Linked DNA regions of Homo sapiens: regions 2 and 3 are each linked to region 1. The links are chromatin contacts, found by Hi-C or POLR2A ChIA-PET in ENCODE. All regions are on one chromosome and are shown on one strand. Each heading gives the region's core, a stretch centred on a gene start or an enhancer-like site at or near the end of the contact. The rest is flanking DNA. Distances are from core to core; before and after follow the strand shown.

Evidence for each region. A loop is a pair of places that touch in the nucleus more often than their neighbours do. ChIA-PET counts read pairs that join two places held with the same protein, here RNA polymerase II (POLR2A). Pooled maps may share reads with other maps.
Region 2: a loop to region 1 is called in a map of naive thymus-derived CD4-positive, alpha-beta T cell, with 17 times the contacts of the local background. The contact joins the promoter of RNASEH1-DT here to the enhancer-like site in region 1. A Hi-C loop is called at or near these places in 2 of 168 maps with a recorded cell type or tissue (both naive thymus-derived CD4-positive, alpha-beta T cell), 2 of 37 single-sample maps with no recorded cell type and 10 of 50 pooled maps. POLR2A ChIA-PET finds 5 or more read pairs at or near these places in 1 of 52 experiments (CD8-positive, alpha-beta T cell).
Region 3: a map of B cell shows a loop between it and region 1 (23-fold over the local background). The contact joins the promoter of EIPR1 here to the enhancer-like site in region 1. A Hi-C loop is called at or near these places in 6 of 168 maps with a recorded cell type or tissue (B cell, CD4-positive, alpha-beta T cell, CD8-positive, alpha-beta T cell and 2 more), 4 of 37 single-sample maps with no recorded cell type and 19 of 50 pooled maps. POLR2A ChIA-PET finds 5 or more read pairs at or near these places in 2 of 52 experiments (naive thymus-derived CD4-positive, alpha-beta T cell and naive thymus-derived CD8-positive, alpha-beta T cell).

The regions. Positions count from the first base shown.
Region 1 is chr2:2,611,491-2,615,596 of GRCh38, forward strand. No RefSeq gene overlaps it. Among named protein-coding and RNA genes, the nearest start is that of MYT1L, 280 kb to the left of the region's middle. Within about 2 kb of position 2,046, at least 14 of the 41 ENCODE cell types and tissues checked have a DNase peak (open chromatin) inside an H3K27ac peak, as active enhancers do; they include B cell, CD8-positive, alpha-beta T cell and psoas muscle, where a contact is called at or near this core.
Region 2 is chr2:3,556,658-3,560,763 of GRCh38, forward strand. It overlaps RNASEH1-DT (RNASEH1 divergent transcript), which reads left to right and starts at 1,729. Exons shown (of 3, transcript NR_038429.1): 1 at 1,729-2,341; 2 at 2,791-3,072. RNASEH1 (ribonuclease H1) reads right to left here and starts at 1,676. Exons shown (of 8, transcript NM_002936.6): 1 at 1,476-1,676; 2 at 132-247. The coding sequence starts at 1,603. RefSeq lists silencers at 1,338-1,437, 1,808-2,127 and enhancers at 1,528-1,777, 3,442-4,106.
Region 3 is chr2:3,375,542-3,379,647 of GRCh38, forward strand. EIPR1 (EARP complex and GARP complex interacting protein 1) reads right to left here and starts at 2,277. Exons shown (of 9, transcript NM_003310.5): 1 at 2,107-2,277. The coding sequence starts at 2,148. RefSeq lists enhancers at 1,781-2,060, 2,081-2,260, 2,281-2,330, 2,602-3,118, 3,119-3,635 and a silencer at 2,501-2,560.

The sequences.
Region 1 (4,106 bases), core at 796-3,295:
CTCAAAACCTACTCCAAGGCTGTAATAATTAAAAGAATATGATATTGGCACAAAAACAGACACATCAACCAATGGAACAGAATAGAGAGCCCATAAATAAATCTGTGCATTTATGGTCAAATAATATTTGACAAAGGTGACCAGAACCCCCACTGGGGAAAGGACACTCTCTTCAATAAATGATGTTAGGAAAACTAGACACCCATAGGCAGAAGAATGAAACTGGACTCCGATTTCACCTTATAGACAAAAATTAATTCTAAATGGATTAAAGACTAAACTCTAAGACCAAAAACTGAAAAACTACTAGAAAAAAAAAATAGAGAAAAGCTTTCTGGCATTGGTCTGGGTAAAGATCTTTTGAGTTTGATCCCAAAAGCAGAGACAACAAAAGCAAAAATAGACAAATATGTTTATATTAAATTAAAAGCTTCTGCACAGCAAAGGAAACAACAGAGTGAAGAGACAGCCTGGAGAATGGAAGAAAATATTTGTGGAACCATACCTCTGATAAACAGTTAATATTTAAAATACACAAGAAACTCAAAAAAACTCCATACTAAGGAAACAACAAACCTGATTAAAAAATGGGCAAAGAACCTGAAAAGACATTTCTCAAAATAAGGCTACAAATGGCCAACAGGTGTATGAGAAAATGCTCAACATTACTAATCATCAGGGAAATGCAAATTAAAACCACAATAAAATATCACCTCATACCTGTTGTTACGATGCCTGTTATCAAAAGGGCAAGAGGTAACAAGGATATGGGAGGATGTGGGGAAAGAGAATCTTGCGTTGTTGATGGATACGTAAATTAGTGCAGCCATTATGGAATGCAGTATGGAAGCTCCTCAAGAAGTTAAGTAGAGCTGCCATATGATTCAGCATTTCACCTTCTGGCTATATACAAAGGAAATGGAATCAGTATGTCAAAGACAGACCGAACTCCCATGCTCCCTGCAGTATTATTTACAACAGCCAAGATATGGAATCCACCCAAGTACCTATCAACAGGTAAATGGATAAAGAATAGGTAGCATATATACACAATGGAATACTATTCAGCCTTAACACAATGGGGAAATCCTATCATTTGTGACAATGTGGATGACCTAGGAGGACATTAAGCTCAGTAAAATAAGCCAGAAACAGAGAGACAGATCCTGCATGACCTCAGTTTTATAGAGAATCCAAAAAAATCAAACTCATAGAAGAGAGTAGAATGGTGGTTATCCTGGCAGAGGGAAATGCAGGGAGGCATGGGGAGAGGCTGATCAAAGCATACAAAATTGTCATTAGGAGGAATAAGCTGAGGAGATCTATTGTATAACACGGTGATTATAGTTAATCATTAACTATATTAATTATATTATTAATATATTAACATGTATTGCATACTTGAAAATTGCTAAGACTACATTTTCAATGTTCGCAAGGTACACACACAAAGTATGTGAGGTAGTGGATATTGATTAGCCTGATTTATTCATTCCACAATGTATACATATATTAAAACGTCATTTTGCACACCATACACGTATTTCATTTTCATTTGTCAATCATTAAAACTAAAATTATTATTATTATTTTTTTAAAGAAAGATCCTAAACAGTTTTCTAAATATCTTTATTTTAGGTTCAGAAATAGTTTTCAGAGGCCTGGTGTTCCTCTGGGTCTTCTACCTGATGGGCTCTTTTCCTTGTTCAGCAACGTCCTTTAGGTCCCATGCTAGTTCTTTTTATTCGTGTTGTTTTCCTTTTTGTGAGTTTTTATTTTGCTTTAACTCTTCTTCAGGGAGAACTCAGTTGTCTAGGACTAGTGCCTGCCAACTGCCGCGTGGTTACATGAAGGAGCCTTGGATAGACTTGCTTCCCAGTCCTTAGCTAGAGTACAGCGTGATATGGAAGCGCCGGGCTCAGCCTCTGATTTAAGCCGCTCTGCGCACTGAGGACACCGCCCCAAACCCCATGACTCTACCCAGAATGCAAGCAAGATGGTGCCAGGGCGCACTAAATCCCCAGCATGCACTGCGACCGCCCTTAGTAGCAAGCGTAAACTACAATCCCCAGGATGCACTGCACCAGGGCTGCGCCTGCCTGGCGTCACGGGCGTGAATTACAATCCCCAGCATGCACCGGAGTAGCGGGCGTCATCAACAACCCCCTACGTGCCGCGCGCGGCCTCTAGCCCTCACCTGTGCTCTGCTTGTTCTGTGCATAAACAAGGGTCTATGAGGGTGCAGAGGGTGCTCTGAGGGGCGGGGGTGGGAGGGGCGGTGGGAGAAGACTATTCTGGCCACCAAAACGGCAGCACCGCTGCAACAGAAAAGATGCCTGCTTCTCTGGAGGGTAATGACGATGCTCTGAAGCTGACTGTGCTGCTGCAGGCATGCAAATCCTCTGACAGTTTTAAAGAGAGCACAGCACGCATTTTAAGACATGGCTCCACCAGCCTTATGGCAAGCGGAATTCTTATATAATGTGGCAATGTATGGACAGTCAGTTTTTGTTTTAGGGGGCGTCACAGATTGTGTTCACTTTGCATCTAGAACAGCTAGCCAGTGTCATTTCAATCTCTGGACGCCTTTAATTTGGGATGTGCGCATATGCATCTGTACTCTTGTGCATGTAAATCCAAGTGTGTGAGTGAGCACTTGCATTAAAAAAATAATAATAAAATAAATAAAGAGGGATTTCAAGATGGTGACAGCAGAGACTGAAGCCAAGCATAGGACCCTCCTGGCTGGGGCCCAGGTCAGTGACCAGGAGGTGGCTGTGGTGCACGACAAGGGCTACAAGTCCTTGTAAATGCAAGTGTGTGAGTACCAGTGCTCAAACATGTGCATGTATGCATATCCCCTTCTCCGGGAGAGAATCTCCTCCCGGTGGTGACATTGTTTACAGAGAAGGTTTTTACACTAGCTAGCTGAGAGGCTGTGACTACATCCATCCCCAGGCCTGAATGTCTGAACTACTAATCAGTATCCTCAGCCTGGCTCCTGCCTTCTGAGGATTTCCTCAGCCCACAGGCAGTCGTTCGAGCTGGGGCTCAGTGCTGTCTCTGTTAAGTCTCTCCAAGCCCGGCAGAAGACTCCTGAGACCACCCAGAACACGGAGCCTGTGCTAGTCAGGAAGGCTTGGGCTTTAGGGAACTGCTGTACCCCAAAGAGAGACAGCCTCCAGCTGCTTCTCTAAGACAGGCTGAGGCTCTGCACAGCTGGGAGTTGCTTGGAGGAGCAAGGGACAAGGTCGACCTCTTCTTCCTTCTTGCTCCCCAGGGTTCAGCAGGGCCACGGCATGCTTCCTAAGCTGTGTTCCTGTGGGCGCCTCCTCGGGGGTTATGTTTTTGTCGTTGATTTCAGTTTGTGTGCAAGGACAGAAGATGGAGTGCAGCAAACCTACGAAACTATCAAATCTGATATGAGCTCTAAGTAAAGCATAACTGCAAGGAGACAAGGGGAGCAGATGGTCAACAATTCTATTCAATGACGGAAAGCAGCCCCAATTAACCATGATCAGAACTAGGCTTATAGCCCTTGTCGTGCACCACAGCCACCTCCTGGTCACTGACCTGGGCCCCAGCCAGGAGGGTCCTATGCTTGGCTTCAGTCTCTGCTGTCACCGTCTTGAAATCCTCTTTTTCTTTTTTGACACGGAGCTTCACTCTTGTCACCCAGGTTGGAGTGCAGTGGCGTGATCTCAGCTCATTGCAACCTCTGCCTCCCAGGTTCAAGTGATTCTCCTGCCTCAGCCTCCTGAGTAGCTGGGATTACAGGTGTGCACCACCATGCCTGGCTAATTTTTTGTATTTGTAGTAGAGACGGGGTTTCACCATGTTGGCCAGGCTGGTCTTGAACTCCTGACCTCAGGTGATCCGCTAGCCTTCACTTCCCAAAGTGCTGAGATTACAGGTGTGAACCACTGTGCCCAGCCCCTCACATTTTTGAACAAGGGGCCACACATTTTTATTTTGCACTGATCCTCACAAATTTTGTAGCTACCAGCTGTCCTGACATAAACTTCCTCCTGTGGGCCTCAGTGTTCTTCTTTGCAAGATGGGAAGATTGGAATAAAAAGTTTTCAAAGATATTTTTGCTGCAAAAC
Region 2 (4,106 bases), core at 479-2,978, 940 kb after region 1:
ATTTGTAAAATGAAAACAATCACACGAGGTTCCCTACATGCCTAGAGGGTAGCTATATAGATCAAATGCCATCTGGCATATGAAAGCCTTTGAATAGGTTAAAATGTCACACTGATATGAGAGGTGACTACCTTCTGAAACTTCCGGGCTTGCAGATTTCCTGACAAAGGCCCAGGCCTCATCCTCTGTGGCAAACTTCTTAAATCTGGCAGCAGGAAACCGGTCCACCTGTGCTCTGCACTCATTCCTGGAAAAGATGTGCAATGTTATTTCCTTCTTCCTTCTCTAACTTATCCCCTTTTTTATTGAGATTCTTAAGGTTGGAAATACAGTTGTCCCTTGGTATCTGAGGGAGACTGATTCCAGGAAGTCCTCCACCCCATCACAGATACCAACATCAGAGGATGCTTAAGTCCTTTGCATAAAATGGTGTATTTGCAAATAACCCACACACATCTTCTTGCATGCTTTAAATCATCTCTAGTTTATAATACCTAATACAATCTATATAGTTGTATTGTCTTTTTATGCGTATTTTAAAACTGTATTCTATTTTAATTTTTTCCAAATATTTTTGATCTATGGTTAGCTGAAACTGAGGATGCAAACTGGATATAGAGGACCAATTTTTGCGTGAAAAGGGCAGAGTCGCACCTTATAGTTTTATCCTGCACGTCAGACTCTACACCTGTGTTCTACTGTATGCCAGCCAGCCAGCACACCAGCACCATAAGGCTTTCGTCAAACTCAAAGCATAACAAAATACTGCGGTCTTTGAAAAAAATATTAACCATTTCTTTACAACAAAAAGGTCAACTTCTGAGATGCTTCTTCCTCAATACTGTAGCTGCCGTGCATGGGGAAACACAGGTAACGAACTTTGGTATCTTGTAGTGGGAAGAGTTCTGGTGGTACAGTCAGAACAGCTGGGCTCAAGTCCTTTCTCTGTCAGTTACATGCCCTGGGAACTTCCTGACCCCAAGAACTATACCTGAAAGTGAGAATAATCCCTCTCACCTCCAAGGGTTGTTACAAGGATCCAACTGCAAATACTGGCTTATTAGAATTTGCCTTTTTTAAAAGGGAAGATTAGGTACTGAGTTCCAATCCCAATTTAGCTGGTACGGAAAGTCTTCTGGTAACGGGGGTTCGTTCTGATTACGTGTCACTTTTTGTTGCACTTTAACTGCAACAAAGATGGAGGATTAAACACAGGGTTTATTAGGCCACCCCTAACCTTTACGCGACGTTTCTGATATTTCAAACAAGTCTTCGGTGCGTTCCAGTCCCAGGCCATGAGCCTCCTGGAACCCCGCCGGCCGAGCAGGAAAACGAGGCGGTCCCCCGACCACCCACAGCCACAGCGCGCGGCACAGACTCGGACCGCCAGGCTCCCGCCGCCGGGGTTAGCCGGGCTCCGGCCTCCCTCGACCCCGATGCCGGCAGGGAGGCGCCTCGGCGGGCGGGCCACTCACCAGGTCAGAAAGACCCCGGTCTTGCGGCCCCTCCTCACGGCATAGAACATCCCGAACCCGCGAGAGCCGCGGCGGCAGGGCAAGGCGGCCAAGGCGACTCTGTGGGCCAGGAACAGAAGCCAGCTCATCGCTCACTCCCGGCACCGGGAAGCATTTCGACTCCCGGCCCAGCGTGGGCGCGAGCCGCCGGCGCTCAACACCGCACTTCCGTCACCGGCGCGGGAAGATGACGCACGTCTGGGCGGAGTCCTGATGAGGGCCGGGGCCTAGGGAGGGGCGGTGTCGTAGGGCGGAGCCCGGAGCTCGGCCCCTGACGAGCCCGAACTCGTCAACTTCCTGTCGGTACTTGAAGAAGCGGAGCCAGGGCTGAGATCCCGAAGGCGGGCGAGGTCTGGGATGGGGCGGGGCCTATGGGAGCGGGGCTGAAGCCCTGGGCCCGGCAGAGGAAGGTCGAGATGGACCATGTTGGGCCCCTTCTCTCCCCGCCCCCAGGCCGCAGTTCGGGGGCCACGCCCCGGCGTGCTCGGGTCACCGCGGGAAGCCCTTGAACCCCCTGGCGCCCGGCACCCACGTGCGGTAACCGCGGCTCCTCGAGAGCTCCAGGGATGCGGATCTACAGTAAGGGCTGTGGCCAGATGAATGAATGCACATTTTTTAGTGGGCAGAAAGATGTTAGAATTCATGAATTAGAATAAGCACAAAGGAGGGCGAGAGGGGAGGCCGTGGAAGCCGCATTCCTCCCCTTGCCTTGGGCGCCCACCCCCGAAGGGGCGCGTCCCCTCCCTGCTCCACTGCACGTGGGTGTTTAACCAGGGGATATCCAGTGCCTCAAGCACCACGACCCGGGAGAAAACTGAGTTGAGAAGGTAACTTTTAGAATTCTCCCCATTTGACCTTTTGCTCTGTAAGCAAATCAAGTAATTTTAAAAGTGTTCATGGGTTGGAGGGGCGTGGTGGCTTACGCCTGTAATCTCAGCACTTTGGGAGGCCAAGGCGGGTGGATCACCAGGTCAGGAGATCGAGACCATCCTGGCCAATATGATGAAACCCTGTCTCTACTAAAAATACAAAAATTAGCCGGGCGTGGTCGCCTGCGCCTGTAATCCCAGCTACTCAGGAGGCTGAAGCAGGAGAGGCGCTCGAACTCGAGAGGTGGAGGTTGCATCTGGGCGACAGAGCGTGATTCCGTCTCAAAAAAAAAAAAAAAGTCTCCATTGGCAAACATTGTTATTCGAATTATTTTTAAACCACTTTTCTTTAATTTTCTTAAGGTCTTCTAACAAGCCTTTTGCACACCTGCCATGTATTTTGTCAGGCCTTGGGGATGAAGGTGAGAAATTCGAGAATCCCCGGAGATAACACATCAGCAAATAGTGCGCAGGCAGAACAAGCTGTTGGAGGTGAGAGACACAGAGCAGAGAAGCACCCGCACCTGGAGAGTCAGGAGGGCCTCACATCAGAACGCCTGAGCAAATACAGTTTTGAAGGATACTAATTTTTTAAAAAGTTCATTCACATGAGTTAGACAAAGAGAAAGAAGCAGGACATTCTAGGAAGAAGGAACGGCCCAGGCAAAAGCGACGCGTACATTGGCGTGGTAAGTTGTGTTCCTCTGTGAAATCGAAGAACATCTTTTTTTTTTTTTTTTTTTTTTTTTAAACAGAGTCTTGCTGTGTCGCCCAGGCTGGAGTGCAGTGGCACGATGCACGATTGGGGCTCACTGCAACCTCCACCTCCCGGGTTCAAGCATTTCTCCTGCCTCAGCCTCCCAAGTAGCTGGGATTACAGGCGCCCGCCATCACGCCTGGCTAATTTTTATGTATTTTTAGTAGAAACAGAGTTTCACCATGTTGGCCCGGCTGGTTGCGAACTCCTGACCTCAAGTGATCCGCCTGCCTCAGCCTCCCAAAGTGCTAGGATTACAGGCATTAGCCACTGTGCCTGGCCAAAGAACATCAATTTTAAACATTTCAGCTTTCCTAATTTTAATTTAAATTGGCCATAGCTTTCATTCCTCATTCCTACCTATTGCACTTCAAGACGGATTCTTATTTTAAAATAAAAAGACACACACAGCTGTCCCTAAAGTCCATTTATGACTGATCATCCTACCCTTGTGTAGATATCTGAGGAAGCCCAGAGATGCCCGGGAAGGCTCTCAGGATGACCTGACAGCTGCCCCCACCTCGTCAGCATATCTGAGGGTTGACCTACCAAGGGCTTGCTTTTCTGTGCCCACTGGCTGGTCCTGTATCACAAGGACTCATCTTCCCTGAGAAGTCCTAGGTTGGAATTACCTGAGGACGCTTGCAGGATCATCCACATGACTTTCCACAGTGCCAAAACCCTCTCTCTTCCTTCTTCCTTCCTTCCTTCCTTCCTTCCTTCCTTCCTTCCTTCCTTCCTTCTTCTTTCCTTCTTTCGTCTTTTCTTCCTTTGTTCTCTTTTCTTTCTCCTTTCTTTCTTTCTTTTCTTGTTTCTTTCTTTTCTTTCCTTTTCTTCTTTCTTTATTTTCTTTTCTTTTTTTTCCGGGTCCTACTCCAACGCCCAGGCTAGAGTGCAGTGGCATGATCTTGGCTCACTGCAACCTCTGCCTCCTGGGTTCAAGCGATTCTCCTGCCTCAGCCTCCC
Region 3 (4,106 bases), core at 1,027-3,526, 760 kb after region 1:
GTACAAGATTATAGAACCTTCTATCTACCCATGTGGTCTCTCCCTGTGTATCCCTATGTGTATCTAGTTAAAGAGAAAGCAGTAGAACTTAGCAGGTAAGGGGACTCGAGGTCAGTTTGGGTTGAAAGTCTAAGTAGGTCAGAATCCAAGGTCTATCATTTACTAGTTAAGTGGCCTTGGACAGGTAACTATTCTCTCTGAGGCTGTCTCTTCATCCGTAAAACAGGAACAATAACACCTACCAATAATGATTGCTGTGAGAATTAAATGAAATATTTGTACAGTGCTAAGCAGAGTGTCTGACACATAGTCCAGAGCTAAATCACTGGTAGTTAAGCTATCAGTCTTGTGAATGTGATATAGCCACTGGTCAAATCCTATAGCACAGTTTATTATACAGGACACTTAACTGCTGCCCTGTATAAAATTTATTTGTAAGAATTTTGTCTTAGGCAGGGTGCGGTGGCTCATGACTATAATCCCAGCACTTTGGGAGGCCAAGGAGGGCAGATCACTTGAGCTCAGGAGTGTGAGACCAGCCTGGGCAACATGGCGAAACCCCATTTCTACAAAGGAAAAAAAAGGAATTTTCTCTCATTATAACAATTAGAACAACAATTATTGAACACACTATGCACCAGGCACTGTTCTACGTGATTCAATTAAGTGTATTAACTCATTTAATTTCATAACAGCCATGAGGTGGGGGGGAGGGAGATGCATATTTTATTGGCAAGGAAACCGAGGCCCAAGGTCACATAGTTAATAAGTGCTAGAGGCAGGATTTAAAACTTAGGTGTCTGGGTGGCATATGTTATTCTACTAACACTGCTGCCTCTCTGACTGTAACCTACTTAAAAACAGACATTGGCCAGGTGCGGTGGCTCACGCCTGTAATCCCAACACTTTGGGAGGCTGAGGCAGGCAGATCACAAGGTCAGGAGTTCAAAACCAGCCAGGCCAAGATGGTGAAACCCCGTATCTACTAAAAATACAAAAATTAGTCGGGCGTGGTGGCGGGTGCCTGTAATCCCAGCTACTTGGGAGGTTGAGGCAGGAGAATCACTTAAACCCGGGAGGCGGAGGTTGCAGTGAGCCGAGGTCACGCCACTGCACTCTAGCCTGGGCAACGGAGCAAGACTCCATCTCAAAAAAAAAAAAAAAAAGCAGACATCATTTATATCTTTAACACATACTGCTGCACAAAATTATGTATCAAGTATTTCATATGGCAGTGAACTGTGTTTCTATCTCTCTATCTGTCCCTCAGTGCTTTAGGCATAACACATTCTCAAAAGCTACTTGAATAGATGAAAACCAGGACAGGGCTCTAACAGGCCCTACACAATCCTCATCTTCCTCCCCCGCTCATCTCATCCCCTACCTCATTCCCCCTGACGCATTTACTCTATCCACGGCAGCTTTCTTGCTGTCCTGAACTACCATGTGCATTGCTTATGCTCTGGGGGCTCATTCGGTTCATAGTCATTTGTTGAACACCTACTATGTGACAGTCATGAAAAGGCACTGGAAAATACAAGGTAAAAAACTAGTGTGAAAACAGTTGAATCCGAAGACAGTCTGTGGTTTACTGAATATTAGTGTACCAATGTTAATTTCTAAGCTGTGATAAATGTACGATGGTTATGTAAAGTGTTAACATTAAGGGAAGCTGGGTGGAGGGTAAAGAAGAACTTTCTATGTATTTTTACAACTCTTCTAAATACTTTAAATTGTTTCAAAATCAAACATTTTTATTTTAAACAACATACAGTTCCTACCTTCAGGAACTCAAATTCTAGAGGAAAAGGTGGGCGTGTAAATAAATGAGTCCACCAAAGTGAGTGATAACTTCCAGGTCAGAAGTCATGTTCGGGACAGGATGTGAAGGGGAAGGAGGCAGGCCGGCTGTGGCCAACCCTGTTATCCAGTACAACCGTTTAACCTCCTAAAGCCTCAGTTTACTTCTCTGCAAAATGGGAACTAGGGAACAGACACGGGTCCTTGCAGGGCTGGTGGGAGATCTGCAAACCGAAGTCACCATGGGACCGCGCATGCTATCAACAGCCAGGCCGAGCAGCACCTGCCGCCCTCCCAGTGACCCACCTGGAACTCCAGCCCGTAGATCACTGGTGCATCGTCCTCCATGCTGCGGGGAAGCGACCCGACCCCGGCCACTCACACGCTAAGGACCTCGCTACGGCCGGCGCGTCCCCACCTCGCGGGCGTGTTCCCAGCGCCCATTCATTCCCTCCCCGCAGCAAACGACTCCAAACTGGAAGTCTTTCTGGCCCAGAACAGCTTCCGTAGTGGCCACTTCCTATTTTTCGGATGTGTCATCAATCTGTTCCTCACCAGCGACCAATGGCAGCGGCGCTGGCTTGTGCGCATGGCCACTTGGGCTCACATCCGGGCTCTCAGCGCGGGGACTCCTGGAGGTGAGAACCCGGCCCAGAGGAAATAAGTTGGTGGGCGGAGCGGGCCGCGGAGGCCGGCTGTGGGTGGAGGCCGGCTCCGAGCGCAGGCCGTCGGGAGCAAGCGGCGATTAGCCTTAGCTAGCCATCGCATCTAAGAATCGCTCACGCCGTAGTTGGGCGCCGCCATGTATTGTCATTTGTATGTACTTGGCGTTCCTGAGCGCTGGGCCAGCGCTTCACACGCACTGCCATAAGGAGCTTCATCCAACCCTATGAATAAGCTGTTACACTTCCATTTTACCGATGAGACGCTGCAAAGTTGAGTAACACAGTCGCAGCGCTCATTGGTCCATTGGGTAGCCAGGATGGGCACCTGAGCTGACTCCCTTAGGTTCGGCCCAAGGTGCCCTAAGTCAGGGCCATGCCTAATGCATTTCTGCAGGTGCCCAGCACTGTGTGGCAAAGAAAGCACTACCAAGGATGGGGTTATGAAAGCCGGCACCGCACCACTGGTGGTCCTGGACTGCATATGCCTCCGAATGGGAGTCGGAAGGGAAGGCCCTGGGGTTCCTAGAGGTCTCCAAAGACTAAAGACTTGTGGTGGAGAGACTGCCCCTCTTTCGCATCCTGCTCAAAGTGCCTGCCCTGGCCTTGGGCCAGCAGAAATGGCATCGCAAGGACTCCAAAATACATCATAGCTGAACCACGCCGCTAGCCTGGTTCCACCGGGGCTTCCAGGACCACGCACCTTTCCTCCATTTCTGTGATTAGCTTTCCCCTCTACCCTTTATTGATCTCCGTGACGGAAATGGTTGGGTCTCGTTTTGCTCAGTTGGGCAAGGCGCGTGGTATTGAGTTAAGGCTGGATGAGTATCTGTTGAGTGTATGAAATTTTAGAGATTACATGAGAAATCAAATGAGCAGGCCGGGCGCGGTGGCTCACGCTTGTAACCCCAGCATTTTGGGAGGCTGAGGAGGGTGGATCACAAGGTCAGTTCGAGACCTGCCTGGCCAACACAGTGAAACCCCGTCTCTACTAAAAATACGAAACTTAGCCCAGCGTGGTGGCACGCGCCTGTAATCCCAGCTACTCGGGAGGCTGAGGCAGGAGAATCGCTTGAACCCGGGAGGCGGAGGTTGCAGTGAACCGAGATCGCGCCACTGCACTCCAGCCTGGGCGACAGAGCCAGAGTCGGTCAAAAAAAAAGAAAAGAAAAGAAAGAAATCAAGTAAGCAAAAACAAGAAAGAAAGAAATCAAGTAAGCAATGGCCCAGACATGAGAATCATCCTATTCAACCACTCTGTTTGCCGATATTAACTTGCGGAGCTAAGAGGGCCTTCATACTTCGGGATTAAACCCACCCATCTATCACTGATATCTTTATCATTAATTTTATTATACAAGTACTGCAGGTGCATGGTAAGAAACTTACAAAATACAGATAAACACAAAGACAAATCCATAGAAACACTGATTTCTAGGATATGCTGGTCAATAAAAATAGCCTAAGCGACTCCCTTTCACCCGCCCCATCTGCCACAGGCTTGCCTATTGCCTCTGAGTGACAGAATCAGGCTAGGTGGAGTGGAGTCTCCGTTCCCATTTCCAAGTACAGGGTCCGCTCCCCTCAACTACCGGCTCCTGGTTGCCTGTGCGCGTTCACACCTAGGGCTCCAGGCCCCGCCCA